Linked DNA regions of Homo sapiens: regions 1 and 3 are each linked to region 2. The links are chromatin loops, found by intact Hi-C in ENCODE. Cell type or tissue: mammary epithelial cell. All regions are shown on one strand. Each heading gives the region's core, and the rest is flanking DNA. Links, peaks and the distances in the headings are about the cores only. Region 1 overlaps ACAN (aggrecan). Region 2 overlaps ISG20 (interferon stimulated exonuclease gene 20). Region 3 holds the start of ACAN (aggrecan).

What was found. Peaks named below come from ENCODE experiments on the same cell type or tissue, not always from the same donor. Only the 100,000 strongest peaks of a DNase experiment are listed, where the experiment ranks them.
Region 1: it touches region 2 in a loop (29-fold over the local background); 82 of 110 quality-filtered maps call a loop at or near these places.
Region 3: it touches region 2 in a loop (17-fold over the local background); 4 of 110 quality-filtered maps call a loop at or near these places.

What each region holds. Positions count from the first base shown.
Region 1 is chr15:88,828,396-88,838,431 of GRCh38, reverse strand. ACAN (aggrecan) reads right to left here. Exons shown (of 19, transcript NM_001369268.1): 2 at 2,156-2,232. The coding sequence starts at 2,225. Among named protein-coding and RNA genes, the nearest start is that of ACAN, 30 kb to the right of the region's middle. In mammary epithelial cell, for the core only: a CTCF peak has its summit at 3,914 (motif pointing right); DNase peaks (open chromatin) are centred at 2,551 and 4,161; H3K27ac peaks cover 778 bases.
Region 2 is chr15:88,655,456-88,665,110 of GRCh38, reverse strand. ISG20 (interferon stimulated exonuclease gene 20) reads right to left here. Exons shown (of 4, transcript NM_002201.6): 4 at 8,628-9,655. The coding sequence ends at 9,580. Among named protein-coding and RNA genes, the nearest start is that of ISG20, 21 kb to the right of the region's middle. RefSeq lists an enhancer at 8,085-8,134. In mammary epithelial cell, for the core only: a CTCF peak has its summit at 7,560 (motif pointing left); DNase peaks (open chromatin) are centred at 5,360, 5,680 and 7,540; H3K27ac peaks cover 1,070 bases.
Region 3 is chr15:88,801,546-88,811,581 of GRCh38, reverse strand. ACAN (aggrecan) reads right to left here and starts at 8,146. Exons shown (of 19, transcript NM_001369268.1): 1 at 7,773-8,146. LOC105370960 (a long non-coding RNA gene) reads left to right here and starts at 8,064. Exons shown (of 3, transcript XR_001751648.1): 1 at 8,064-8,132. In mammary epithelial cell, for the core only: a CTCF peak has its summit at 6,003; no DNase peak of the experiment used is centred there; H3K27me3 peaks cover 1,318 bases.

The DNA of each region.
Region 1 (10,036 bases), core at 1,654-6,653, 180 kb before region 2:
AGAAACTATGGAGCTAGAAAAGGATTCCAGAGGAGGGAGGGGAGACGTCAGAGTCAGGACCAACTCCCTGTTTCTCAAACTGGGGTACTGCAGTGGGCACCAAAGCGTGGAATAAAACAGGACCCATCTCCTTGGAGTGACAGCTTAACTCAAAGATTTTGGGAAAAATTATGTTGGGGTAGAAAAGTAATCTACACAATTTTAAAGCTGAGACAGAAAACTTCTAAGATGTGTCCCATTTGGGGAGGTCTGCTTTTGGGTGCGAGCCTGATTTTGCCACCGGGACAAGTCACTCTCTTCTGCTGTTTGGGAGTCAGGGGACTCAGGTGGAGAAGCATCCGAGAAGATCAGACCTTTTGGTGTGCAAACAGTCAGATGCAGGAGAGGCGATGGGATAGGATCAGACTCCAAACATGTTAATATAATGGAGAGTGTCAATAGAGGAGGTGCAACAAGCTTACCAAATCTTGTTAGAAACAAAAGATCTGCTGGGAATGGGGAAAAAAAAAAAAGAAAAAAAACAGCTTTCCAAAAAAAAAAAAAAAGCACCTTTCATGGAGACTCATACATTTATGAAACCTGTTCTTTCATGGGGGCCTACAGGTTGAAATAAAAAATGTTTCAGATATTTGTGGGTTGTAGATACATCACAGGGCAAGGGGAGGGGAGCGAGGAATGCTTAGAGTCCAGGCCTTAACCTTCTGATGTCCTGGGCAGTCCCACTGGCCCCTTCCACAGGCATCTTCCTCCGAGTGCTGGGCCCTCGCACCCTGGACATGGCTTGGTTTTAGCAGTAGTGGTTCTCAGGGGAGAGCTGAAAGGGACTGTCGTGCCCAGCTCAGCAGTTTTTAAAGCCCCACTCAAACCTAATGAACTGGTTTCCCTGTGTGGGCGGACCACCCCTGGGTACAGCCAGGGGCTGCATGGCTGTGGGTCTCCCAGCAACAGTACAAATGAAGGCCCTTGTCCCATATGTCTACAGATGCAAAAGTTGTAAATCAGGCCAACAGATTGTTAAGTTCTATGTCCTATCTTCCTATTTGACAATGGTACCTTTCAAAATGACCTGAAAGCACAGATTTAAATTCAGAATTCTTGGATTACTTGGTGTTTTGCCTTGGGCTGTAGTGGCTGGGTGGGAGCATGGGGAGCTGGGCCGCCTTCTTTTTCCCACACTGACTGCACTGTGAGGGGGTCTCATGTGCTGCTGTGCTTATCTCAGCCCCACAGCCCTGCTCTGCCCACACCCCATACAAACAGCCACTCCTTGGCCCCTCCCTTGGGCCCAGGGTGGCTCCCACCAGGGGTATGGTGTCCCCGTAGGAGGATGGACCCATGCAGGCCCTGGATGTGGCCTGGGCCCACTTGGAGGGGAAATTCTGGGCATCCTGGGACCCCAGAATGTGCTCTAAAGGGGAAGTGCAGATTTGGGCAGACACATTGGCCCTGCTGACTCCCCTTCCTTTGGAGAGGGTTGAGGCTGGAGGATGGCCAGTGGGGGCCTCTAAAATACACAGCCAAGAGCAGAGTCCTCTCTTGTCTGGGCCTGGGGAAGACATACCTTCCCTTCTGGGGTCAAGCCCATCCTGGGGTCAGTGGAAGTTTTGCTCATTTGGTCCAATGCTGGATTAGCAGTAGACCCAGTGCCTTCCACATGCACGAGACCAGGCTGGGGCTTCCCGAGGATGGTTTGCAGAAAAGGCAAAGACCTGTCTGATTCCCTGGGGCTTTTCTCTGGCTGTCTCCCAAGTGACCTTTCTTCTTTGGTGCTCCAGCCGATCCTCCCTCAATGGTCCTTTCTCCACTGGTTTGTCTATGTCCTGCCCCTCCGGCAAGCTCAGTGCGCAGCAGTCCTCACTGAGATCCATGGAGGGAAGGAGGGCACCTGCCGGGAGCTCTCCCTGCCAGCTGTCGGGGCTTGAGGGCAGTCAGGAGCAGTGTTATCTGAGCAAGGCTCCTGCAAGAGTGTGCCCGCGCATGGGTGCTATCCCATCACAGTTATGCATGCATCAACAGGGGAAGGGTGGGGCCAGGAAAAGTCCAGGAAAGGGGAAATTATATCCCTGGGACCAGTAGCACCAGGTTCAGTACCCAGTACTCAAACCCACTACTCATGCCTACTGAATACGTGAAACATGTATAGGAATGTCCTCACCTGAAGTTTCTACAGTGACAGCTGCAGTGATGACCCTCAGAGTCACGAAAACCCAGAGTAAAGTGGTCATAGTTCACCTGGAAGAGGGGAGGCAGAGGCGTTATTTAGACAGTGAAGGCATGGTGAGGTCAAGCAGAGTCATGTGACATATGATGCAAAGTGATAATTCCACACCCAAGGACCTGGAATCATCTCCAGAGAAGGAGGCTGCACGTGGTTTGTGAGATATTTTCTTAAAAAATCCTTCCCTCACAAAACCTTCACAGGTTTCTCAGTTTAATTCCGGGCATTAGGCTAATAAACCTAACCTCCCATCTTTCAGCCAGTGAAGTCTCATCTGAATGAGTTCCTGTGATGGTTAATTGTATGAGTCAACCTGACTGGGCCGGGGCAACCAGACATTTGGCCAAGCATTGTGCTGGGTGTGTCTGTGAGGGTGTTTCTGGATGAGATTGACATTGGAATTGGTAGATTGAATAAAGCAGATGGTCCTCCCTAATGTGGGAGGGTCTAGTCCAATCAGTTGAAGACTGAATAGAGAGAAAAGACTGACCTGTCCTGAGAAAGAGAGAATTCTTTGTGCTGGATGGCCTTTGAGCTAGAACATTGCTTTTTCTTCCCTTTGGACTTGAATTGAAACATCTGCTCTTCCTAGGTCTCAAGCTTACTGACTTTCAAACTGAAACTACTCCAATCATTTCATTTAGGTCTCAAGCCTTCAAACTTGGACTAGAATTACACCACCAGGTCTCCTGGTCTAGCTTACCAACTTATCATGCAGACCTTGGGACTTGCCAGCCTCTATAATTGCATGAACCCATTCCTTATAATAATTCTCTCTCTCTCTGTCTCTCGTGTGTGTGTGTGTGTATGTGTGTGTCTGTGTGCGTATGTGTGTGTCTGTGTGCATGTGTCCTATTGGTTTGTTTCCTTGGAGAACCCTGACTAACACAGTCCTTCAGGCCCAGAGAAGTGATGAGTTGCTCAACATCCCTAATGAAACTTGGGCCTGCCACCAACTTCAAATCCAGAGATCACGTGTGTTTTAGAATGGACTAGCCTCCAAGGTTTCAGGCAAGGTTTAGGGGCCTGGTTCATGTCAGGGAAAAGATGTTCACCTAGAGAGCTCTTGAGGAGGTTATGGGATGAACGGATTAATATTTTAGGAGAGAAATTAGACCTAGGAAGCTGTAGCTCTCCTGCTAGATCAATGACTTCATGTGGATTAGAAAGACAAACCTTCCTTATCGTCATCTGCTGTAAAGCTGTCATAATAAGTACACAGGTCTGTGACAACCGCAGTGTAAAGGTGCACAATTGGAACCCTGACTCCAGCATAGGTGGACCCAAGAAGACCCAAGAGAATGTACAGGAGACCCACCAGAGCAGTGCTCTCAACCTCAGCTGCACACTGAAATCACCTGGGCTTCAGCCTGGACCTCAGGATTTTTAGAGCTTGGAAGGTTCTAAGGTGCAGCCAAGATGGAGCACCGCTGGCCTAGAACACGTGCAGTCCCATTACAGACACCTCCTGTGACCTTCCCTCCACGGTGCATGCCTGGTGATGTTCCCCGAGTTGTTCTGTTGGATGGACTTGCATCAGCACCTACCCTCCCCTTTTGGTTTAAGAAGTGCTTGCATCACAGAGGGAGGGAACCTTGGAGCGGATGGAGGATCTGGGACTAAAGAAAAGATTGGAGATTTCAGCAACTCTCGCCCGTGGCATTCCCAGACTTTTGCTCTATCAGAGTCCAGTGGCCCAGCAGGTGTCGCTCTTGGCTCAGTCACCGCCGGCTGGGGCTGGATGGATTTGGGGATGAGGGGGGCACCCCAGGAGTCCCTAGGCTCAGGAGGGGTGTTGGGAGGGCACTGGTGTTCCCATCCAGGAATGCCAGGGGCAGGGGCAGGGTGGGCCCAGGACTCCGAGTGACCCTTTCTTCCTGTTGATTGAGTGTGTCATCTTTCTACCACCTATGCTACATATACGAGTCACCCCAGAAATGAAAGGGCTGTCTGTGGGTGCTGCTGGGGGTATGGCGTGAATGCATGAGGCACGTCATCCTCACACTGGAGAAAGTCTGGAAAATCCCAAAGTTCTGAGAAGTAGCCCCTGTGTCTCCTTAGGGATTTTTCTACCTAGATGCTGCCTTTTAAAGAAAAGTCTCTGGCTGCAGGCTGTGGCACCATGAGGGGCTCTGGTTCAAGCCCCATGTGACGAGTTGCGGCTGGGAAATAGTTCCCCAGAAGGCAGAGGGCAAAGTGTCTTCTCCACTCTGGGGAGGGGTCTAGACTTTCCGGCTCCTCTCTTCCCAGAGCCTTAGGGATTCGTGTTCAGACACAAGGCCCGCCTGTTCTTCCCTCAGAACACCCTTCATTGGGAGGTTGTGTGTATGTTTTCGGAGCTGTGTTTCTTCCCTCACTCTCTGAACAAGCTGGACATTGTCCGGGGGTGTAGGAGTGCTCTGTGGGGCTTGGACGGCTTGATTTCTCTCCCTGGCCTAAACCAGGAAATGGGAAGGAATGAAAAGAGGTGGGGAGGAGAGTGGGGGTAGGGGGATAGGGGTGGAGTGGGCAGAGAAACTAATTTTATTTCTTTTTTTTTTTTAAAGACAAACTTTGGGATAGAAATATCGCAATAAATATGCTCTTGTGTTTGTGTGTGTTTTCTCAGCTGTAAAGAAAATAGGGAGAAATTCCATTCTGTCTGGCTTCCAAGTGTCTCCAGGACTCACTGAGCCTTTTATGCGAGAAGACTGACTTTGGCAGCCCTGAGTCCCAGCACGGCCCTGTCAACAGGGAGGCCTTTCTCCATGGGAAGCTGAATTAGGTGCTGACAGGGCGACAGCATAGGTGAGGCAGAGGAAGGGGACGGGGAGCCTGAAATGAAGTGGAGAGGGGAGCTTGGGGAGCAGGAAGGGGATGCTGGGTGAAGGCCGGGTGAGAGTCATGTGGTTTGGGTTCATCACCAGGGAATTGACTTTCTCAGAGAGCATTATGTGGAGATTTGGTAGGGGAAAGTGAGGTGCTTTTAGCTTGAGCTGAGGCTATGTGTCTGTGTGAGCATGCGTGCATGTGTCCAGGTTGCAGACAAGGAAACCTTCACCTCCTCATCAGCCAGACTCTACCCCATGGTTGTCTACCTGGCCAAGGTCTTGGCCTGGATTCCATCAAATTATGGGATTGAACAGGCAGCTCACCCACTCTCCCTGAATGCATCTTCCAGCAACATGTGCAGTGGAGACCCCTCCTCGACGTGGGTGGACGCCTACTGCTTAATAATCTAGGACCTGCCCCACGGCTGTTTCAAAGACTGAGTGAGATAATGTGACTGCCATCATCCCTCCTCCAGGCCGGACACTGTTTCTTTGGCTCTGCACCCAGCACAGGCTCTGGCACTCAGCAAGCATCCATCAGTGTAACTTTCCTCCCACCTCCCTGGTTGTCAGGCCTGAGTGAGCCTCTCAGAACTGGGGGATTGGAAGAGAGTTTAGTGGTTGTAGAGAGGCTTCCTGTCCCAGGATGAGGGTTGGACCAGATGACTTTCCATAAATAATAAAACTGCATTCATTTCAAACACAACATTATCATACTACCAAATATTTGGAAAATAGGACAATGGGGAAAAAAATGACCATCATCTACAATCCGAATCCTCATTATTAGTGTTTTGATAGTTTGCCTTCTAGTCATCCAGGCTGGAGTGCAGTGGCATGATCTTGGCTCACTGCAACCTCTGCCTCCCAGGTTCAAGCAATTGTCCTGCCTCAACCATCGAGTAGTTGAGACTACAGGTGTGTGCCACCATACCTGGCTAATTTTTGTATTTTTTGGTAGAGACATGGTTTCACCATGTTGGGCAGGCTGGTCTCGAACTCCTGTCCTCAAGTGATCCACCCACTTTGGCCTCCCAAAGTGCTGGGATTACAGGTGTGAGCCATGGTACCTGGCCATTCTAGTCTTTTTTTTTTTTTTTAAGGTATCTACTTGTGTTTTTCTGTAATTGCAATCTTTTTGCATGCTATTTGTCTTTTCCACATAATACAATGGACCACACAACTTCTTTTTTTTCATTCCTTCACTACTGACGATCATGATGCTTTACAATAATGACCTCCCTGGCATGAATCCTGTATATACAGCTCAGCCAGGTGGTCTTTGGCCTCTGATTGCATGTTAGGTGCTCATTCCATCACAAGGTGGCCCATTCCTTGGCTGAGCAGCTCCAATTGTACTCAAGAACTTTCAAGATTGAGTCAAAATGGCTCAGCCACATTATAATTTACATCCAAGAGTTCCACCATCAGAAGCCACCCAAAACACATCCCCTCCTCTTTCATGGGACTCATGGTGAATCTTCAGAGGTCCAATCTGCTTCCTGCCTGCTGTTCCTCCATGGAGACATTCCTGGCCCCTCCAACCAACGCTTCCTCCTGTGGCGGCCTTCTGGACCTCTCTTTACCCCCTGGAGCCACAGAAGGTCTAAGCTGTGAGAGACCTTAGTGAACATCAAGCCTAACTTCTTCATTTTACAGATGAAGAAACTGAGGCCCAAGGAGGAGGCTGAGTTGCTCAAGGCCATATGGTAGGTTGGAAGTGGAGCCCAAACCAGAACTCAGTGCCAGGGGGCCTGGCCCTCATAATTCCCAGCATTAATGAACTTCACAAGGTAGCTGCTGTGTCTGTCTTGTTCCCCACTGTCTCCCTGGCACCCAATGTAGTGTGTGGCACAAAGAGAGGAAATTGCTGAATGAATGAATGGACAAATGGCAGCCCGTACGTCTTAGAAGTGATCTCCTTCAACCCTAGGCCTTGGGGGGCGGAGGGCTGAGGATGGGACTGGAGGCTCACATGTGATGAGCACCTAGGTGGTGCCCAGCCAAATGAGGTAGACCCCTTCACATTCAGTAAGTCTCAGGTAGAGACACGCTGCTTCCTTGTGATGTGCATGGCTGTATTGATTAATGATAGCGCTTTAGTGCAGCATGTGATTTTGGGAAGGTCACAGGCCATGTGCGGCCCAGAGGAGGAACAATCAGGGTCACCCCTTCCCAGGGCTCCAAGGAGAACCAGTGTTATGCTACAGCCAATTGGCACCAGCCGGCCAGAGTCCATTTTATGCATCTCTTTCAAATTTTGTGTTCGGTGACATCACACTGGTAGTTTGAAACTGGTTATGATGGATATCAGCAGACACTATCAACGAGGTGAGACTTCTTCTTTTTCTTTTTCTTTCTTTTCCTTTTTGAGAGTGGATTTACCAGCATACTACTGGACGTAACTACAGCCATGGGCCACATAACATTTCAGTCAACAACAAACTGTACCTACGATGATGGTCCTGTAAGATTCTAATGGGGCTGACAAACGCCGATCACCTGGTGATCACCTGGTGATGCTGCAGCCGTTGTAGCGTCATAGTGCAATTACTTTATTTATTTTTACAAATTTAGTGTAGCCTAAGTGTACAGTGTCTATAAAGCCTACACCAGTGTACAATAATGCACTAGGCCTTCGCATTCACTCACCACTCAGTCACTCACCCATCCAGAGCAACTTCCAGTCCTGCAAGCTCTGTTCATGGTAAATGCCCTATAGGTGTACCATTGTTTATCTTTTATACAGGATTTTTACTGTATCTTTTATAGGTTTAGATAGGTTTAGATACACAGAGGGAAGTATTTGTGTATACACAAAGGCAAGTATTTGTGTATCTAAACCTATCTACACATACAAAAGGTACAGTAAAAATACAGTATTCAGTACAGTAACATGCTGTATGGGTGTGTCACCTAGGAGCACTAGGTTATACCATATGGCCTAGGAGTGTAGTAGGCTGTACCATCCAGGTTTGTGTAAGTACACTTTAGTGGAGGGGTCTCCACTGCACATGTTGCTGGATGACAAAATTGCCTAAGAATGCATTTCTCAGAACGCATCCCTGTTAAATGTTGCATGACTATAATAGTAAATAAAGAAACGGGCTGGGGAAGGATAATGAGCACTTTTCTTTCCTTTGAATGAAGCCTCATTCTCCATTCATTGTGCTGTCCTCCATGTGTCCCTGGGGACATTGAGGCTGGCCCTAAAACCAAGGCCAGTTTGCCAGCCCTAGGGTATGGTCAGGAAATGTTCATCTCCATGTCACCTCCCCTGGCCCAGCGTGAGTCCACATCAGTGTAGACTCAGCAAATGTTTGCTGGCTACGTGAACGCCCACCCTCCTCTCCCAGATCCTGCAGGCCTCCTCCCTGAAACCTCACCAGGCCTTGGCCCTGGGTTGTATTCCCCCCAGCTATGACTTTCTACACACTGTTTAGCACCCAATTTTTCTTCTGTTGTTTTATGTGTGCTAACTCTGTCTCATCACGCAGACTGTGACCTCCTAGAGTTTGAAAATCAAGTCTTAAATGAAAACAAAATCCCTTTATGCTAACTCACACAGTACCAGGAATAACACAAAATGGTATTTGACACCTCCTTGTTAGATGAGTAAGTAGACGTTGGGGTTTGGTAGACTGGTAGACCAGTAAGATTTGCCTGCGACCAGGTGGCTCTGTGTCCCTGACTTAAGTCCTAGAAGATGGATTCGAAAGGACCAAGGTGCCCCATTCCTGTAGTCACCAGTCACCAGCACATCACTTATTTGCAGCCTAATCTCCCAATAGCACCTTTTCTCTTGTCACTCGCTCATGAACAAGATCATCCTGATAGCTGTGCATAAACGCAGTAGCATATGCACTCGAGGCTGGGATTTCAAACCCAGCATAGGGAAAAGGCCAGGGACCCTACACCAAGAGCATATCTGGCCAGAGTCACCCCAACTGCAGCTGTTAACTTCCCACATATTCTAAACAGACGTGGTGGGATGGTATAGAAACGGGAAGCCAGGAAGCTGATTTCAGTCCCAGCTCTGTCCTAACTCACCAGGAAACTCATGTAAGGCCTCAGTTTACAGTTTTCCCTTCTGTAAATTGGGATCATCATGCAAGCATCACCCCCAGGGAAATTGTGAAGGTAATTTTTGTAGCTGCCAATACTCTTTTGATATTTCCTCCTCTTTCTCTTCTCCCCACCTTCTTCAACACCTTGTCTTTTTCCGTATCTTTGATTTCCTTTTTCCAAATTTGTTACTTGCTCTGTCATCACTGAAGCATCTTAAATCAAATTCCATGTGTTTTTCTCCATTCCGGGCAAGTGTGTAGGTCCTGTGAAACAGACAGTTGGCAGCAGGGTGGGGAGTGCTGGAGATAAACCCTTCAAGGCCATACTTTTGTCTAGGATTGGCCTTGAGCAGCTCTGTGCTAAGACAGAGGGGCCCAGTGAAGGGAAAGAAAGGTTTTTCCTTGGAGTTGCTTCTAGCCTAGTGAGTGCAGACAAACCTGTATCCAGAGATAGCAGACATGAGTGAGTCGGCTCTGGGTCCTAACCTTGGCCCTGACTAAAATGGCTGCCTGACCCGGAGCCTCGGATTTTCCATCTCTGAAATGGGGGCAGGTGGGAGAATTAACTCTGGAGTTCCCTGAGATTCCAAATGCCAGCTCCACGCAGTGCAGAGAAGAGTTCCACCTTTTTAACTTCTGGGAACAGAAGGAACTGCATCTCCACCCTCTCAGCCTCCCTCATGGCCAGGGACCTGCTCATTGCTTGCTGTTCTGCTGCAACATCCAGGGCAATGCACAAGGGTTTCGCTTGCCTATTGAGCACATTCTCTGGGAAGGTCCAGCCTATTCAGAAAGATGCCCCCATGCCCTCACTGTGCTAGGGACGAAAAGGCAGAAAGGAGAGTTGTGAGGTTGGGAGGGTGGTGCACACATCTAACAGAAGTGAGGGGAGGCTCTCTGGGGAGCAAAAAAAAAGGCTCGGGTAGTGGAGCTGCGAGAAA
Region 2 (9,655 bases), core at 4,656-9,655:
CTGTCTTCAAGCTCACTAATTCTTTCTTCTGCTTGATCAGTTCTGATGGTGAGAGACGCTGGTGCATTCTTCAGTAGCCAATTGCATTTTCCTACTCCGGAATGTCTGCTGGAGTCCTTTTAATTACTTTAGTATCTTTGTTAAATTTATCTGATAGGATTCTGAATTCCTTCTCTGTGTTTTCTTGAATTTCACTGAGTTTCCTCAAAGCAGCTATTTTGAATTATCTGTCTGAAAGGTCACATATCTCTGTCTCTCCAGATTGGTCACTGGTGACTTATTTAGTTCGTTTGGTGAGGTCATGTTTTCCGGGATGGTCTTGATGCTTGTAGATGCTCACTGGCATACGGGCATTGAAGAGTTAAGTATTTATTGTAGTTTTTGCAGTCTGAGCTTGTTTTTACCCATCTTTCTTGGGAAGGCTTCCCAGGCATTTGAAGGAACTTGAGTGTTGTGATCTAAGTTTTTGGTCACTGCATCCATATACGCATTAGGGGGCACCCCAAACCCAGTAATGCTGTGGCTCATACAGACTCACAGAGGTACTGCCTTGGCAGTCTTGAATAAGATCTGGAAGAGTTCTCTGGATTACCAGGCAGAGGCTCTTGTTCTCTTCTCTTACTTTCTCCCAAACAAATAGAGCCTCTTTGTCTGTGCCACGCTGCCTGGAGCTGGGGGAGGTGTGACACAGCACCTGTGTAGCTACTACCACTGAGACTGCACTGGGACAGATCCGAAGCCAGCACAGCACTGGGTCTCGCCTAAGCCTGTGGTAATCACTGCCTATGTTCGTCCAAGGCCCTAGTGCTCTACAATCAGCAGGTGGTAAAGCCAGCCAGGCTTGCGTCCTTTCCTTCAGGATGGTGAGCTCCTCTTGGCCCTGGGCAGGTCTAGAGATGCTCTCTGGGAGCCAGGGCCTGGAGTTGGAAACCTTAGGAATCTACCTGATGCTCTATTCCACTGCAGCTGAGCTAGCATCCAAGCCACAAGACAAAGTCCTTCCCACCCTTCCCTTCCCATTCCACAAGTAGAGGAGTCTCCCCCCATGGCTGCCATCATCCCAGGCCTGTGGTGAGTACAACTTGGCTACCACTGATATTCACTTAAGGCCTGAGAGCTCTTCAGTCAGCTTGTGGTGAATGATACCAAGCCTGAGATTTTCCCATCAGGGCAGTGGGCTATCCTCTGGCCCAGGGCAGGTCCAGAAATGTCAAGACCCATAGCAAGTATTGCCTGGGTATCATTGTGGATTATTCAGGGCCCAAGGGCTCTTTAGTAAGCAGGTGATGGATCCTGACAGGACTGGGTCCTTCCCTTCAAAACGGCAGTTTCCCTTCTGGCCCAAGGTGTATCTAGAAATGTTGTCTGGGAGCTAGGGCCTAGAATGGAGGCCTCAGGACTCTGCCTGGTGCCCTATCCTACTTTGGCCAAGCTAGTACCCAAGTTGCAAGACAAAGTCCTCTTTACTCTTCCCCCTCTTCTCCTTAAGTGGAGGAAAAGAATCTCTTCCAGAGCTGCTTGCTGCACTGCCTGGGGCTGGGGCGGGTGGGGGAGTGGTGCAAGCACTTTCTTGGCTTCCCTGGCTGGTGTCTCACTAGGTCATTTGCCCGGCAAATCCACTGGCTCCAAGCCCAGCACAGCACCAAGACTTGCCCAGGAACTGCAGTTCTTGTGGTCTAGGTTGTCTCTCAAGTTTACTTAGAACCCTAGAGCACTTTAGCCCACGATGGCGGGACTTGCTGGAACTCAAGTTCCAACTGCTGGGATGGGTGATTCCCCTCTGGCTAGGGCTGGTCTACATGCTCCCTCCATGGGTGCCAGCTGAGTTCTGCCTGGTGTTGCTTTCCACTGTGACCAGGCAGCATTGAGTTCTAACACAAAGTCCCACAGTCACTGTTTCTCTCCCACCCACAAGTGCAGATTATCTGTCTGCACCACAGGCTGCTGACGGGGAAACGAGGAGGGGATGGCACCAGCAACTCAGGACTATCTTTCCTACCCTCTTCAGTGCCTATTTCAGTGATATGAAGTTAAAACCAGGTACTGTGATCGCTCACCTGATTTTTGGTTTTTATGAAGGTGCTTTTTTGTTCACTTTGGTGTTCCTTTGGGAGGATGATCAGTGAAGGCTTCTACTCAGCCATCTTGCTCCGCCTCCATCTGTCTTCTTTTCTCTTTAACTTTTTGGTCTATTTTCTGGAAGTTTTACACAACTTGATATTTTAATATTTTATTGCATTTAAAATCTATGCTGTACTATTTTTACTTGTGAAGAACATTTTTTGTTCTTTAAATATTCCTTTTTAAGTAGTGATATTTACTTTTTGGATGTAATATATTTGATTTGTTTTCTGATAATATTAATTATGCTCTTTTTCCCCCTTTCTTTCTTTAAAGTGTCCTCCCTGCTTTGTATTTATTCCTTCTCAGTTTTCACCTACTCTTTGTTGGGGTAACTTTCAGGTAGAAACTTTCCTCAAAAGCCTGGTGATCCTTTGCTGGCTATTCATATTGAAGAGTGAGGCACTAAAAGCCTGATTAGGGGATCTGTCTTTGTGTGGAAAGGGCTCATTGACTGTGGGCCTCACTGTAGGGTGATGGAGCAGAAGTCCAGCTGGTTCACTGGGAACCCCAGATAGCAATATCTATAGGTTTTTGCCATTGGCTTGGTCAGTTTCCTCAGAGAGAAATTCTTTTGTCTCACGCCAGGAGGTTAGAGATTAACAGAAGCATTTTGGAGGCACAGTGTGGGAAGCTGTACAGATGTGAGAGGTCTCACTATTCAGAATGCCGTACCTGCCACCACAATCTCCTCTTCCCACCTGCAACTTCTGGGAACTATGAAACAGTTCTCCATGTTTATAATTTTGTCACTTACAGAAATTTTTTTAAGTGGAATCATGCAGTATACACCTTTTGGGATTGACTTTTACACTCAACATAATTCTCTGGAGATTGATCTAAGTTGTTAAGTGTATAAATAGTTTCCCTTTATTATAGTAGCATTACATGGTATGGACACATCACAGTTTATTTAACCACTCACCCATTGAAGGACGTCTGGGTTGTCTCCAGTTTTTTACTATTATGGGTAAAGCAGCTATAAACATCCATGTACAGATTTTTGTGTGAACATATGTTTTTGTTTCTCTTGGATAAATGCCCAGGAATGCAATTGCTGGGTTGTATGGTAGTTGCATGTTTAGTTTTTTATGAAACTCCCATTTTCCAGTATGACTGTTTCTGCGTTTTAAATAAAAACTTAGTTAAACATGGAAGTGTATGTTCAAAGTTCTTTTCCTTCTACTCTTTGAAGATGTTATTCCATTTCCCTGCATTGAATGTTGCTGTTGAGAAGTTAGATATCAATCTCACTCTTACTTCTTTGTAGGTGATCTTTTCCTCTCTGGAAGCTTATAGAACTTTACTTAAAATTTTTTTTCCAGGCTCTACATTAAGGACAAAAGAATTTCATTTTTGACTTTCAGACTTTTAAGATTCCACTGAAATGTATCTAGATGTGAATTTATACTTACAGACTTAGTTGGGAATGCAGTGGATTCTTTCCATATTAACATGCATTCTTTTGTATTATGGGAAATTCTTGGTTATTATTTTTTCAAATATTTTCTCTACTCTGTTTAGTCTTTTGGGGTTTCTAGTATATAGATCTATTGTTGCATTAAAAACTACCCTAAAACTTAATGGCTTAAAACAGTATTAAGCCTTTATTATCTTGTGCAATTTCTTGAGGTCAGGAATCTGGGGTGACTTAGCTGGGTGATTCTGGCTCAGAGTCTCTCAAAGTTGGAGTCAAGATGTTGGTCAAGGCTGCAATCATCTGAAGACTTGGCTGGTGTTAGAGAATCTGATTCCAGGATGGCTCACTCACATGACTGGCAAGTTGATGTTGGCAGTGGCCCTCAGTTCCTGCAAATGTGGACCTCTTTGTAGGATTGATTGGGTATCCCCCCAACATGGCAGTTGGCATACCCCTGAGCAAGGGATTTCAGAGAGAGTAAGAAGAAAGCCACATTGACATTTATGGTCTGGACTTGGAAACTACAATCTGTTAGTTCCTTAATATTCTACCAGTTACACAGGTCTGACCTAGTCAATGTTGTGAGGAGGTGGGTTGACTTCTACACAAGGAAGTGAATATCAGGAGATAGAGATCACTGAGGGCTGTCTTTGAAGCTGGCTACTATAGATCAGAACATTTCTTCTTTTCTATCTCCTGACTTGTCTTTCATTCTCATTTCTTTATCCCTTCCTGATGTCTTTTGGATGAGGTTCTCAACCAAGTCATTTAGCTCAGTAATTTCTCATTTAGCTGTATTCTCTCTGCTATTTAGCCTATGCCACTGGAGTGCAGTAATGCAATCATAGCTCACTGCAGCACTGAACTCCGGGCTCAAGTGATCCTCCATTCTCAGCCTCCCAAGTATCTAGAACCACAGGCATGCACCACCATGTCTGGCTCATTTTTGTATTTTTTTTGTAGAGACAGGGTCTATGTTGCCCAGGTTGGTCTCAAACTCCTGGCCTTAAGTGATCCTCCCACCTTGGTCTCGCAAAGCTCTGGGATTACAGGTATGAGCCACTGCACCTGGCCATCCCAAGTTATTTCAAAAACTAGTTTTTTTTTTTAAACATAAGTGTTGTATTATTTGTGCCTTATGCCCTGCAGGTGTATGCACATGAACATGTTTAAGGGGGTGGAGCGGGGGCAGGTAGCAGCTTGGGGGCAATAGCCAGCTCTTCCTCTACCTTCATTCCCAGGGCCGAGTACAGCCCCCAGCACACAGGAGATGCTGAGTAAACATGCATTGGGAGGAGAACAACATTAATAACAACACAGTGGTTATTGTCTTTTAAGTACTTGTTGTGTGTCCCTATAAACCTACAAGCACCCTCTGAGGTGGGCACTGACATTTCCATTCTGGAGGGACCTCAAGGCTGGAGAGGGGCTCTGGCAGAACTAAGTTCAGGTCTTTCTGCTCTGTTCTAGCCCTAAAATTGGGAGAATGGAATAGGAGAATGAGGAGGGCAGGACATCCATCCCTGAAAGAGGGGACCCGGTCAGTGCCCTAAAACCAAGGGTTCCAAGCAGTGTTCCCTGGGCCTCCCCATGTGCCTGGGAACAGAGGCCTGCAGCTTCTGCCACAAGACAAACATTGCTGGAAATCTGGGTGCTGGGGCTAGGCCAGCGTTTGCCTTTTCCTCCACGTCTCGGCAAAGCTACTCGAAAGTCTCTCATCCCCCAGCAGGAAAAGCATATGTTCTTTCCATATAGAGGAGAAATTGTTCCACCAGTGAGTAAGCCTCTTGGCTGCAGAGCCTGGCCCAGCCCGCAGAACACTGGACAGGAAGCTGGGCTGTGCTGGTTACCACTCCTGGAACTGGGACAGGGCTGGCTGACACCCTTGGAGACAACAATGGGCCTTCGGATGGGGCTGGGGGACAGTGGGGAAGCAGGGGCTGGGATGTGCCTGGAGACATTCAGTGGTTCAGGGTAGGAGGAACGTGAGTACACCCCTGAATAGAAGCCGCACTTTTCTCTATTCTGGCTGAGATGGGCTGGAAGAGGGGACGGAAAAGGGGACTGAGAGGGGCGGGGCAGCCTTTCCAATCCCCTCACTGGGTCAGCCCAGGAGTCTGGGTCTGAGTCAGAGGTGACTCAGGTGTGCTCAGAAAGGTGGGGCCGTGTTTTAGACTGTTATTTCCAGCTACCCAAAAAGTCTCTTTGATGCCTGCACGGTTAGGTGGCAGGCAGTGACTCTTGTCCCTGACACCTTAGTTCATCCTGCCAGTGTCGCAGGTCTTTCCACCAGCCTCAGCTGGATGGTGGATGCTGCTCTTTCCCTCAGCTCACCTGGGTCCTGCTTCTCTCTCCACCTTTTCCCCGTTTGTTAAGGACCCACTGAGAGCGGGGCTTGGGGAGTGTGGGGAGAGAAGGGACAAGGAAGCCAGGTTGTAGGAATGGGTAGGGGGGCAGCTGGCGGGGGGTAGAGGAGAAATCGGGAGGGGTTTCACATAAAAGGAAAACATTGAGAAAATGAGTACATTTAACCTGGAAAGTCAAAGACTCACGGGAGAGGATGGTGACATGAAAACCATTTGAAGATGTGTCACAGGTCACCTCATTAAAGTGGGATTGAATTTCTTGTGGGCGTGAGCTTGAGGGGGACAAACCTTGCTATGCCTAAATCCAGGGCCCCCACCCTCTGAGAAGTGCTTTTGAGAAGTTGATTTTCTGTCCTTGGACACATCCAGGCCAAGGGTAGATGACTCCCAGTCAGAAAGAGTCAGGTATCAGCTGGGAGGTGGACTGGAGTTTAGGTTTCAGACTGGTGGCCTGTGGGCCAGACACAGCCCTGACAATGTGCACAATGGCCAGCACTTGTGCATGGCCGCAGCAAGCTGGGGCTGAGTGGTAACTGCCTGCTCCAGCAAGACGTACACTCCCTGTTCCCCACAGCACAGCTGGTCTGTTTCAGTCATTTATTTTTCAGGACAGGCCCTTGAGACATTTTCATCTGTGACCCTTGGAATAGATGCCTGGAATACACCCACCTTTCTCTCTCTCTAGGTGTACCCTGTAGGCTCAGCTGGGGCAGCTGCAGGAGGAGGAAGTAGTACCTGCTAAGACGCAGGCCCTCCCATCGGCTCAGGGGACACCAGATAGCCTGAGCTGCCTGCCCTGACTGGGACCCCAGATAGGGCTCCCCGTGGGCTAGACATTACCACCTCAATAAACATCGCCTTTCCTTCTCCCATCCTCAAACCTCATCAGAATAAACCCCGCATTTGCTGGCATCGACTCCAATTGTGTTGAGGAGTCTAGAGGGGCAGCCCCAAGGCAGCTCTTGATTTTTAGATCAGTAGTGATGGATGCTGTTTATCAGCCCCTGCCCCTCCTGCCCCGGCCCCCCGCCCAGTGCTGGGCACCCTGCATACAGACTCTCAATCTTCTTTTCAGCCCTGCGTGGCAGGAAAGCCCATATGGTGGCTGCGGATACTGAGTGTCACAGAAGTAAGACACTTGCCCGCCATGACTCAAGCCAGAGCCTCAGCCCAGGTCAGCTGACTCTAAAGCTGGTGCTCTTTCTAGAGCTCTCGTTGCCTGTGTTTTACATGACTGCCGCACCTGCTGCTCTCCGGGGTCCTGCCTGCCTGGGAGTGGGGGTGGTGGGCACCTCCCCGGTTTTCTCTCCCCTCAGGGCATCTAAGCAAGTCGGGCTGGAAATTCCCTTTGAACTGCTCTGACTTCAGGAAACCTGGTTTGTCTCTCCTCTCAAGGAAGCCTGAAGCCATGGACAGAACCTTGGGCTGGGAGTCAGAAAGCCTGGGCTCACCTCCCAGGCCAGGCTGCATCATGCTCCAACCCCTCTCTGAGCCTTAGCATCTGTGGCTGAGTGAAGACTGCCTAGAGCATCCCTGGAGCAGCCCCCTAGGCATTTTTGAAGACACTGTCCCTCACACCTCATCCCAAAATGTTCATTATGCAGGTTCTGCCCTCGAAGCTTTCAGGAGGACAGACGGCCCACGGCCACCACCTGGTGGCCAGTCATAGCCAGACAAGGCCGACGCACCCAGCAGCCTTGAAGGCACGTAAGAAATCATAAAACTGCAGGGGGCTGGGTCATCACCTTGAAACCCTGTGGACAGGGTGGGAGAGAACCCTGTGAGAGTAGATTGCATCTCCCACCTCTTCCAGACACGGGAGGGGGCCCTCCAGCTTCCCAGAGGTCAGTGGCTCAGATGGGAGGCATTGCCATCCTAGGACAGCTGAGGGGAAAAAAACACTTGAGTTTGGGGATCAGGCAGGTCTGGATTGAAATCTCTTGGGTTCTTAACCTTGGTCGAGTCCCTCATCTGTGCAGTGGGCCATTTGGGACCCATCTTGCCGGGCTGTGGACCTCTCTGCATGAACAGGCAGCCAAGGGAGGCGGCATGGGGAGAGGCTGGACCTGTGACTGAGTGCACCTTGGTGGCGCCCAGCCCTGGGGCCAGCTCTCAACTGTGGCTGCACATCCTAACACCTGATGCTTAGGCAGTGCTTCTCTCATAGCATGGCCCCCGGGCCAGCAGCAGCGGGGAACTTGTTAGAATGGGGAACTTGCACATTCTCGAGCTCCACCGCAACCCACTGCATCTGAAACTCTGGGGGTGGACCCAGCACCTGCCAGGTGATGCAGTTGCTCACTGTAGTGTGACAGCACCGTGTTCAGGTGCTGGGATGGTTGAGAAAGCACTGCAGGTGACTCAAAAACCCTAGGACCAGAATCACCTGTGGAGGTTAAAAAAAGGAACAGCTTGGCCAGGTGCGGTGGTGGCTCACGCCTGTAATCCCAGCACTTTGGGAGGCCGAGGTGGGGTGGATCACTTGAGGTCAGGAGTTTGAGACCAGCCTGGCCAACATGGCGAAACCTCATCTTTACTGAAAATGCAAAAATTAGCCAGGTGTGATGGCACATGACTGTAATCCTAGCTACTTGAGAAGCTGAGGCAGGAGAATCGCTTGGACCCAGGAGGTGGAGATTGCAGTGAGCTGAGATCCAGTCACTGCACTCTAGCCTGGGTGACAGAGTGAGACTCCATCTCAAAAAAAAAAATTGCTTGGACACCATTCCAATGATTTTTATTTAGTGGAAGCACTAAATTATTAATTATTATTAAAATAACAAGAATTCTGCCGTTGATTCTAGCGATCAGGGACAGCTCTGGTCCAGACCCTCCTCCCCATACAGGATGCCCTCCCCTCAGAGAGCCGAGCCCCGAAACAGAGTGCGGTGACTCTTCCTGGGGTGCCCTAGATGTGCAGGCAGTCCAGGGAAGAACAATTACTTATCGACACCTGGTGGGTGCTTAAGCTAGGACAGGCATGGTGCTGGGGGCTTTGCCTGCAACATCTCACAAATACCCTACGAGTTGCTAGAATTCTCATTTTACAGATGGAGAAACTGAGAAGTTCAGTAAACCACCTTAGGTCAAACAGCTACTAAATGACAAAGAGGATTCCAACCTACTTCTCTCTGACTCCACAGTTTGTTACCTTTCCTTCCTCATTTTACAAATAGGAGGGGTGACTTGCTCAAGGTTGCCGGGGTGGCACCCTTGACATTTCCTGTACCTTTGCTTCAAAGCCCACAAATGCTGTGGCACCAACTCAAGAGGAGCTGAATGCCACCCCAGGAAATAATGCCACCTCTCTGGGCATAAATGCACCAGGAATAGGGCTGGGATGCAACAGCAAAGGGTGGGATTAGTAATTAAGCCACATGCTACTTAGATTTCCAAGCCACATTTTGGACCCACAGGATTCAAGATATTAAGGAAATTGATACTTGCCCACCTCCCCAGCATAAGACTTCATTCCCTCCTAACATCACACAGAAATGGGTCCTGTCTACTGTTAACCCAGCTTGGAGAGAAGAATAAGAAGAGGACCCAGTGATGGCGTAGAGAAAATATAGAGCCACTTTACTATTAAAAATGTATTTTCCAAAAGCAAGGTAGTTGCTGTCCCAAAAAGCCGAAAGCCTCTAGTCCCTGCGGAACGGGCTGGATGGGGCTTCAGTCTGACACAGCCAGGCGGGGCAGCCCTCGGCGGGCTCGGATTCTCTGGGAGATTTGATAGAGCTCCATCGTT
Region 3 (10,036 bases), core at 2,951-7,950, 150 kb before region 2:
TGAATGTTCTACCTCATTGTTGTCTTCTAATCCACAGAAAAAGGAAGAAAATGAGTACCCAGCATGGCCAGCCTTTAGAGGGAAGGTTACAGATGTGAGATGTGGGGCTTGGAGAGCGCTTGCTGGGTCAGTGAGTTCATTTGAGATTTAGGATTTTAAGCCCTACCTGGTGGGGTCTCCCCTTGCCCCTTGGCCTGGGTGCAGCTGCTGTATTCCTGCTGCAGGCTCAACCTGGGCCCGTGCCTAGATTAGCATCTTTTTAGGCTCAAGTCCCTCCATCTGCTTTAGGAAAAAAAAGCTTCACGGTCAAATTCAGTTTGAAAAACTTGGTGATTTCCAAGGTCCATCAGCATTTTGAGAAGCCCTGCAGGGAAGAGACCCAAAATTAACTAGGGTTAATTTTGTTCATCCTTGACTTTCTCTGAGGGATGAGATCCTTTTCACCTACAAAGCCTGTTGCTGGCCTTGGAAGGCGTGTTCTATACAAACCACCTTGGAGAACCAAGGGAGGAAGGGCCCCTGTCTCAGGCAGGGAAGTGAAGACAGGAGAAGCTGGCCATGACCTTCTCACTCCCCTAAAGGACAAACTGGGGGCAGTGGCTGTAGTCCTGCCCTTGGGGAAGGAAGAGAGCAAGTGGCCCAAGAGGCAGGGCTAGAGAGAAGATCTTAGAACCAAATACACTCTGAGGAACTGTTTTGGGCTTTAAACTAGGAGTTGACAAACTAGACCACAATGGAATCACCTGGGGCAATTTTGAAAACCACAGATTCCCCGCCTCCAAGCCCCCATCTCACTGAAGCAGAATCTCTTGGAGCACATTAGGGCTTCAGCCACCCGTATTTTTGAAAAGCTCCTTAGATGCAGCTAATTTTAGGGACTGAAGGCTAACTCTAATGACACCTCCAGGCCTCCTTTTCAGTGTCTTGTGACGTTGAAAAACATTTACTACATTCCTGCCTGAGTCATCCTAGAATCCAGGCTTCCCCTGAGCCATCTGGATATGCAGGTCAAAGGGAGATGGGCTGGAGGGGAGACAGGGAGCATCTGCTTGGGGAGGGATGGAGTGAGGGGAGGGTCAGGCCAAGGGTCCAGACTTTGCTGGGAAAAATCCCCTACACAGGACCCGAGGCGGCGGCTGAGGCGAGAAGGCCAGGTTTTCTGAGGGAGATGGGAGGCTGAACTCTGACTTGCCTTACACGTTTCTCTTCTAGAGGTTTTTTTTTCCCCCCAAAATTAGCCCTGGAAACAGCGAGGACATGGAGGGACAGAGCCAGAAGGTGTCCCAAGGGTGGACAATGGGTAACCCAAGGACCAAATCTGTTTAGAGTTGGGTTCTGATTGGATGTCACAGCATTGCTGTGATCTGACGCTTCCCTTTACTGGCTGGAATGGGACCTGCGTGGTGTGAAGGGAGGAGCCTCAGAAGCCTGGGTGCAAGAGCAGCCTGTGAACCCCCATCCAAGTGTCCTCCGCTCTCTGGGACTCAGCCTCCCCCTCTGCATAATGAAGAAGACGCTGTGGTGACCCATGAATCCCTTTCTGCTCCAGTGTTTCATGACTCTGTAAAATAGAAGTTCAGGAAAGCTTGACAGTTTACCCAAATCCACCCCTTTGGCTAGTGGCTTTTAGTTAGGCCTTACTTTATCATGACTTCAACTCCATTTTACAGATAGGAAAGTGGAGGTATTCAATGACATGCCTGCATTGAGATAAATCTCCAGGGTCCTGATCCTCATTTGGTCCTCTTTTCAGTAGCTGGGCTCACCTCAGCTCTGGAGAACCCCCACCCCTCTACCTCCCACTCCCCATGGGGATGCCCCTGTGGGGCTGTCACGGTGCAGCTGCTGTATCTGCAGTGCTCTCTGGAGGATGCAGCTGCCCGGTGCTGCAACCTGATGCAGCACGTTCTGGGAACCAGAGGTCCCTGCATCTTGCAAAGGATGGAGGAGTGACAAAGTGAAGGATTGCCCAACTGGGTATTCTTGGTGCTCTCTTTGTCAAGAACTGAAAGGAATTTATAGTACTATGGTTCATTCAACTAGTCTGTTGTATGTGCCTGGCCCTGGGTTAGGGACAGGGCACACCAGACACCAAAGGTGCCTGCATCGGCTTCAAGGCACCCCCACAGGCCTCCTTCGGAGGTCCTCACTGGATCTTGGCCCATGAGGGCAGGCTTAGCATCTCCGTGTTATAAATAAAGAACCTGAGGCTGAGAGGTGAAGCAGTTTCCCCTAGGTCATATGGCCATCAGTGCCCAGTCCATGTGACTCCAAGTGCAGTGCTCCTCCCACCACACACACTGGAGGGAGATGCTCACACCACCCACTGCCCCTCCCCCAAGCAGAGGGAATACTATGGCAACCCTGCCCCAAAGAGCAGCCTTCTTTGGCTTCCTGATCACACGTGTGGATGCTGTAATTTTCCATAGTGGGGACTTTAAAAGCCTCAAATATACTAATAACAGTTGCCATTTTATTGTATGTCTAATTTGTGCCAGGTCCTTTATTTGCTTTCAAACCTTCACAACTGTACCATGAGTCCATCTCACGGAAACAGAAACGCAGTGAGGCTCAGAGAGGATAACTGACTTACCCAAGGGGATACAGCTAGGATTTCAACCTCAGTCTGGGCCACCAAAGCCCACATTTTTTCTAATTTACCATGGGGGCTCGGACTTTTCTTTTCCTTTTCATTTATTGTCCCCTCTGCACTGCCTACCTAACTTTCCTTCTTGTCCTATCCCCTCTTTTCCAGTTGCCATGCCCAGTTGGGCATGGCCTGGCCCATGAACTAAATGAAGGTCTGCAGCAGGGTGTCTCAGCCTTGGGACTATTGACATTTTGGGCCAGATAATTCTCTATTGTGCATGTATGTGGGCGGGGGCTGTGCTGTACACTGTAAGATGTTTCACAGTACCCCTGGCTCTATCCATGAGACGCTAGCAGCAAGCACCTCAGTCTCCAGTGGTGACAACAAAAAATGTCTCCAGACATGGCCAAATGTTCCCCGGGGAAGGAGGGCAAAATAGCCCCAGGTGACAGCCACTGCTGTATAGAAATGAGGGGTCAGGTTCAGGTTGGTTACAGTCCGTCTTCCCCATTAGACTGTAAGTAGGTGGAGGGCAGGAAGAGTGAGTTGATTTATTCACTGCTATGTTATCCATGCCTAGCACAGTGCCTGGCATGTAGCAAGTGCTGCTGAAAGAATGAATGAATGATCTCTGGGAACACGACATATTCTGTGATGAGAACCTGAAGGTCTAGATCCCAGTCCAGATTCTTACCAACCTGCTCTGGGGCAGCAGCCTGGGGCATATCCTTCCCCTCTTTGGGCCTAGGTCCCTTTTGCGATCTCTTAAATGAGGACCATCACAGGCCTGGAAGGCCCTGGGCATCTGTGATCTGGGGACTGCCAGAGACCAGGGAGCTGAGGGAGGCTGTCTCCCAGGTCAGGCATTGCAGATCTGCCATGTCCTGTGTTTCTCCTTCTTACCCTCACCCCTCCAGTCAAATCAATTACAGAAAGACAGGCACCCCCGCCCCCACATACACCAAAATAGTGACCTACACAGAAGAGGTGGCTCCTTTTTTGAGTGTGTATCTTAAGAGGAAAAACATGTAACCTCAAAGGTAACCAAATATCCAAATCGTGATGCCCAGCATCACACACCCCAAATCCACCTATTCATGAGTTTAACAAAAAGCTTCTTTAGGATACACTGTAAGGCCATTGAGAGGGAGAGAAGTCACCTCTCACAGGCCTGGCCAGCCCGCAGGGCCCGCCCTGCCAGCATGCACACACACACACACACACACACACACACACACACACACTCCACCACTTATAAGGAGGCTCTGAGTTTTTAAAAGTAAACTCCACCGTTTCCGTTCTTGCCCTGGATTCAACTTTTGAAAAAAGAAACCGTTTTACCGTTTTCTCTACAAATTCCCCCTCTCTGGTCCTCCTCTCGCCTGCACTCCCGCTCCTTCTCCAGCCCTCCCCTTGTTCTGCCGGCCTCCCAGTGGCCCTTCTTCAACTGCGTCCAGGGGCCCAGACTCCCTCGCAGGGATGGCTGTGTCCTGTTGGATCTGGGGGAAGGGGAGCTGCCACTCCCAAAGTAGCTGTCACAGAAACGGGCCCTTCATCCCATTGAAGGGGCTTCCTTTAAGTTATCAGGGCGGCAGTGCGGCTACCATCAGGACACGAAGCATGGCCACGAGGCCAGGCCGTTGACAGCAGGAGAGGAAGGCTCCTGTTCCCAAGATGTGCTCCTGATCCCCTTTCCCAGGGCAGCTGCTGGCCTGTCCCCTCCCCTGCTCTACTTATAAGCAGACCTTCCTCCATGCCCTGCTTCCTCTCTGACTCTGGGTCCTCTTCCTTGAACTTGCCTTTCCCCAACTCCAGCTTCCACCTCAGCTGCCTTGACTCCCCAGCACTTGGTGCAGTGGCAGCAAGGATGCCCCAGCACCTGCCACCTAGGGCCACAATGCTGAAATTTCTGAGACAGAAACATCATTGGGACCAATATAGTAAAAAAAAAATTAAATAAAAATATATGCAAATATCAAATTTGTATATATTTGCATATATACATTTATATTATAAACATACATACCCTTATAGAGGGCTTCAAAATAAATAACAGAAACAAAAGTTTCCAGAAACAGTACTTACCTTTGCTACATAGGAGGCACTATGAGATTATCTGGTATTTCCTATTTTATTAAGAACCCCGCTAAATTGATCTCACAACCTGCAGTTGGACAAATCTGGTGCTAGACATCCCTGCAGCAGCAGAGACAGACTCAAAGTGGGACTCTAGGCAGGGTCTCATGGGCTTCCTTTGGCTCAGCTGAGGTCCTCCTAAGGGCCCAATAAGAAGGGTCTTGGGAGGAACCCAGTTCTAGAAGGAATCATTAAAAAGAAATTCACTGGCTGGGCATGGTGGCTCACGCCTGAATCCTAGCATTTTGGGAGGCTGAGGCAGGCGATCACCTGAGGTCAGAAGTTCGAGACCAGCCTGGCCAACATGGTGAAATCTCGTCTGTACTACAAATACAAAAATTAGCCGGGCGTGGTGGTACACAAGTAACCCCAGCTACTTGGGAGGCTGAGGCACAAGAATCACTTGAACCTGGGAGGCGGAGGTTGCAGTGAGCCAACATTGGGCCACTGCACTCTAGCCTGGATAACAGAGCAAGACTCCCATCTTAAAAAAAAAAAAAAAATTCACACCAAAAGTTAGGACACACAGTCTCTTATCAAGAGAAAACATTTGAAATTTTTGCTATCCATAACTTGGGGTTTGTGACCCACAAGGGGGCTTAGGAGCTGTTAGAGGAGAGGAATTAAAGTTTGTGGTGCTTGCTGAGAGCTGGACAAGGCACCCACTTTATGTCTTTTAATCTTCACAAAAATCTCTTATCGGAGGATTTTCTCCCCTTTTTAGAGAAGAGGAAATGAAGCCTCTGGGAGGCTCAGTACCCTTATCAAAGCCATGTAGCCAGCGAGTGGCTGAGCTGGAATTTGAATCCCAGTCTTCCTTGCATGCAGGCTGTCCACCCTCCTGGCTCTTGCCGACTGTCTCAGGAGGTGAGCTCTCTCTTGGAGCTCCCTCTCTAATTGGGGAGGGGGCATAAGAGGAGGAGAACGCTCTGCCTTGGCATGCAGGGGTGAGTGGCTGCCTGGGATTGGGCGTGTGGGTGTGAGAGAGATGGGGAACAGGGGCAAGAGGTGTGCCTGGGTGTGTGGAGGGCTTCCGAACATTAAACAAAATATTCCCTTTTAAGTATGATTGTCAGTGAATATTCTAGAAAAAGAAAAACATTCATTTACTACTAGAATTAAGAATGATAATAGTAATATTAATAATATGAAACAGTTACTGAGTACTTGCCCAGTGCCAGGCACTACGCTAAGCCCTTTGCTTGGGTCATCTCATATCTGCTGTTTATTGAGTACCCGCTGTGGGCCAGCATTGAGCACAGAGCCTGGCACCTAGGTGGCGCTCAGCAGATATTGGAGAATGAATGAAAATACCAGGCACAGCACTAGAAACTACACGTAAGAATATCTAAATTAAACACAGCTCAAGGTAACCTGTGGAATTCCAGCATCTCTCCAAGAGATATCTTCTTCCTTTGGACAATTCCTTCTTCTGAAACTTTTTATACTGGGGAGATCTACTATTCTGCAATCTTTCTTTCAGGTTAGAACCTCTCCTCCCCACTGCCGCTCAATGCTTCCTCCCCCAACGAGCTTCAGGGTTTTCTTCCCCATTGCCTTTCCATTTCCTGCAGTTTCTCCCTGGAGCCTGTGATTGACAAGCCAACACTCCTAAACCGTATCTTCATAGTGCCTCCAAACCCACCTTGCCCAGGGTGCATGAGCAACCTGATTGCTCCTTGTCCATGGCAACCCAGGACAAGAAAGAGAGATAAGGATTAGAACCCAAGAATTCTGGACTCTTAAATCAGGACGAGGGACCGACTATGGCCTCAGAAAACCTGGATTCTAGTTCTGCCCTTGACCCTAAGTCACAGTTCAACCTTCAGAAATTCATTGCACCTTTCTGGGTCCACTTGCCCTCCTCTTCAGACGAGGTGGGTGAATTTTCAAGGTCCAGAGTCCCCTCTAAACTGTCAGACACCCACCCACTGCAGCACCCAGGACCCCAAAACACCGTGCTAACCCAATTCAGCTTTGTATTTTCCTCCTGGCAGCCAGCCCCACAGAACCAGAATTTACACATCAGTCAACATGCTGGAACTCCAGCTTCTTCATGGTGAAACCCTAGTAGGATCCTGTCAGAACCCAGCTCATGACTGAAAGGAGGATAATGATGGAAAAGTTTGGGTTGGATCCTGTCTCACAACCAGAGACAAGCCCCCACCCCCGCAGCTTGCTCTGCCCAGAGTGTGGTTCAGTTGACATACTGACAGCCTCCAACCCAGCCCCAGGGTTGGAAAGGGCTCCTGCTCCACCAGCATTGGCTTCGTTTGAAGAGGAACCCACAGACGGAAAAACCGCTCGTGGTCGTGTGTCCTCAACTCCCCTCCCCTTTCTTCCTTGAGAAATGCCCCTTCTTGGTTGGACACCCGTGTGTTCAGGGCACTGCTCTCCTCTCCCCTGCTGGCAGTTCAGTAGCTCTGTCCCAGGTTCTGCCACTCTCCCCTGGGCAGACTCTTCAGGCACTCTGGTCCCTGGAGTAAGCCAAGTGGCCAAGGATGGACTATCTAGCCTCGGCTTAGGACCCGCTGTGTCCCTGACATAGTGTCCATATGATTTCATTTATTCTTCCAGACCCCGCGAAGGCCTTTTCCCTCTCAGCTGACAGACGGCAGGCCAAGGCTCAGGAAGGTGAAGCACACCTTCCAGCTCAAAAGTAGCACCTCGGGGATTTGAACCCACATTCCCTTGACTCTGAAGCTGCTACTCTGTCAACCATGGGTCTTTCCAGACCCTAGGATTTAAAATCACCTAGGTGTTTGGAGAAAAGGCTCCCTTGTTCCTTCATCCTGGCGGACTAGGAGACAAGTGCCCCTCCTCACGTGTTCCTTTGCCCCATTCACTGAGTCTGCAACAGCCAAAAAGTTTGCTCAACTCCACCGCGGACGCAGCCGGTGGATGTGCTGCGCCCCCGGCACACATAGCTCTAGGGCGGAGACCAAGGCAGTGCAGCCCCCAGCCCCGGGGCGTGCAGTCTCAGTCCCGTTCCTGGCTCGCCGGGCGCCCTGGGAGAGCCTCGCTCTGGAGGGAAGGAGACAGTTACCTTGAAGAGTTGGACTCCCTTCTCCAAGAACTTCAGTCCCACACACCTGGCGAGGCAGCTGGGGGCTCCTGGGGCCGGGAGGCCCGGGTCTCGCTGCGTAGCGAGGGAGACGCTCTGCGCGGGCGCTGCGCACCCCTCCTCCTGCCGGCGTCCTGTCCGCAGGTCCCCTCGGGCTGTGGCCGCAGCGGCAACTGCTGGGTTGCGGAGTCCTGGCTGGCTGAGGGAATGGACACTGAAAGGTGCCCGGAGACCCTGGCACCCGCGTCAGACGCCGGCCGGCGAGGGTGCTGAGAGAGAGAGACCTTGAGCAGCGCTGCGCGCGTCCTCAGCTCTGCGAGCCCCCTCTGGAGCGGCGGGGAGGTAGGTGGGCGGGCGGGCGGGCATGGCGCGCTGTGACACATACATAGGGACGGGCGGGGGAGGGGAGGGCCCGTGAGGGGTGGGGGCGGGAGGGGGCGAGCGCAAAGGGAAACCCCACCCCCAGGGACCGAGGGGCGGCCGACAGGGGGAGGGGAAGGCAGAGGCGTCTGGAGCGCGCTGGACCCTGGCTCCGGACCGGCGCGCCGATGGGGAAGCCGGCCTGCGCTCAGGGCGGGAGAGGAGCGCTCCCCGGGGCGGCGCGGACCCGGCAGCTCCGGGGCTGGCGGGAGGAAGGCGGCGCGAGAAGGGCTGGAGGGCCCGCATCTGCATTGCGGTCGGCAGCTCCGCAGTCGGAGGGGCCCAGGAGGGCTGCACCCTCAGAGAATCCCCAAGTGCCCGGACTCTGAGGCCGCCGCGGCGGGACAGGGCTCCCGGGCGCCCGGCGGGGTTCTGCAGCTGAGGCTGGCCACGACGCGATCTAAGGAGGGTGCAGCCCGCTACTGTCGGCCACGATTTGGAACGACCCTCACCGAGGAGCTGGCTGAAAGTTTTTTTGGGGGTGGCGTACACCGGGATGGCAGGGGATGGTGGAGAGGGGGAGGTAAGGCGTCAGCGGGGAGGCTCACGGGGAGCTGCGAGTCTCTGGGTCTTCAAATTCCCCGGGAGAGACCAAGGACATCTCATATGAAGCAGGAATTCTCCAGTGTCTCTACAGTACTCTTTAATACCGTTTTCAGGAAAAGGAGAAAAAGAACTAGCAGCTTTTGAATCCCTCCTATGAGCCCGTTGTGTAACATACATTAACATTTCATTTAATTTTTCCAAAGAGCCCAACAAGGTAAATATGGCAACTTCCCACCTGCCCCTAACCAAAGATGTGAAAACTGAGGCTCAGAAAGTGGTGGAGATCCCTCTTGAAGGTGGGACTGAGTTCGAGTCCCAGGTCTTGTGCTCTCTGCTACACAGGCTGCTGGTTGAGCCACAGCACCTTCGGAGGACTCAAGCTGGCTGGTGACCTTCAGAGTTCTTGTGGAGGAAGCTGGTGGTGCTTCACACCAGGATGTGGTGGCCACAGTCAGGATGGTGGTGGAAGCTTCCTGACCCTCTCATTGGGCAAGAAGAGGAAGAAGTGGAATCTTTCGGGACTCCCCACTACAGAGATAATAGACCACACTTTAATCAGTTCCTTGATGAAAAGGAACTGAAGTGCCTCGGTTTCCCCAGGGCGACTCCACTGGAATTATGTGGTTATTTTACTGGCCATCTCTGCCTGGGGGCGGGACTGGCCCTGGCCCAGCACATGCTCTGTGAGCCGCCTGTCTCTCCCCTGTCCAGGGCAGTGAAGCCCCGTCGGAGGGAGCATAGTGCCCACTCTATCCACCCACCTCTCAGAGCAATGGCTAAAGTGTTCCAGTGGTTGGCCATTCTTGATTTCACCCTTTTTCTACCTGAGCGTATTGAGTCAGGTCTGTAAGTCTTGAAGCATTTAGGACACAGACAAAATGCTGGTGACCGAAGCCCCTTAGGGGGTGATAGTGGCTTCTCTCACAGATAAAGAAATGAGATGAGGCCGGGCGCAGTGGCTCACGCCTGTAATCCCAGCACTTTGGGAGGCCGAGGCGGGCGGATCACGAGGTCAGGAGATGGAGACCATCCTGGCTAACACGGTGAAACCCCATCTCTACTAAAAATACAAAAAAATTAGCCGGGCGTGGCGGCGGGCGCCTGTAGTCCCAGCTACTCAGGAGGCTGAGGCAGGAGAATGGCGTGAACCCGGGAGGCGGAGCTTGCAGTGAGCTGAGACGGCGCCACTGCACTCCAGGCTGGGCGACAGAGCAAGACTCCGTCTCAAAAAAAAAAAAAGAGATGAAATCTTAATAGTTACTGGCCTCAATGCCTGGAAC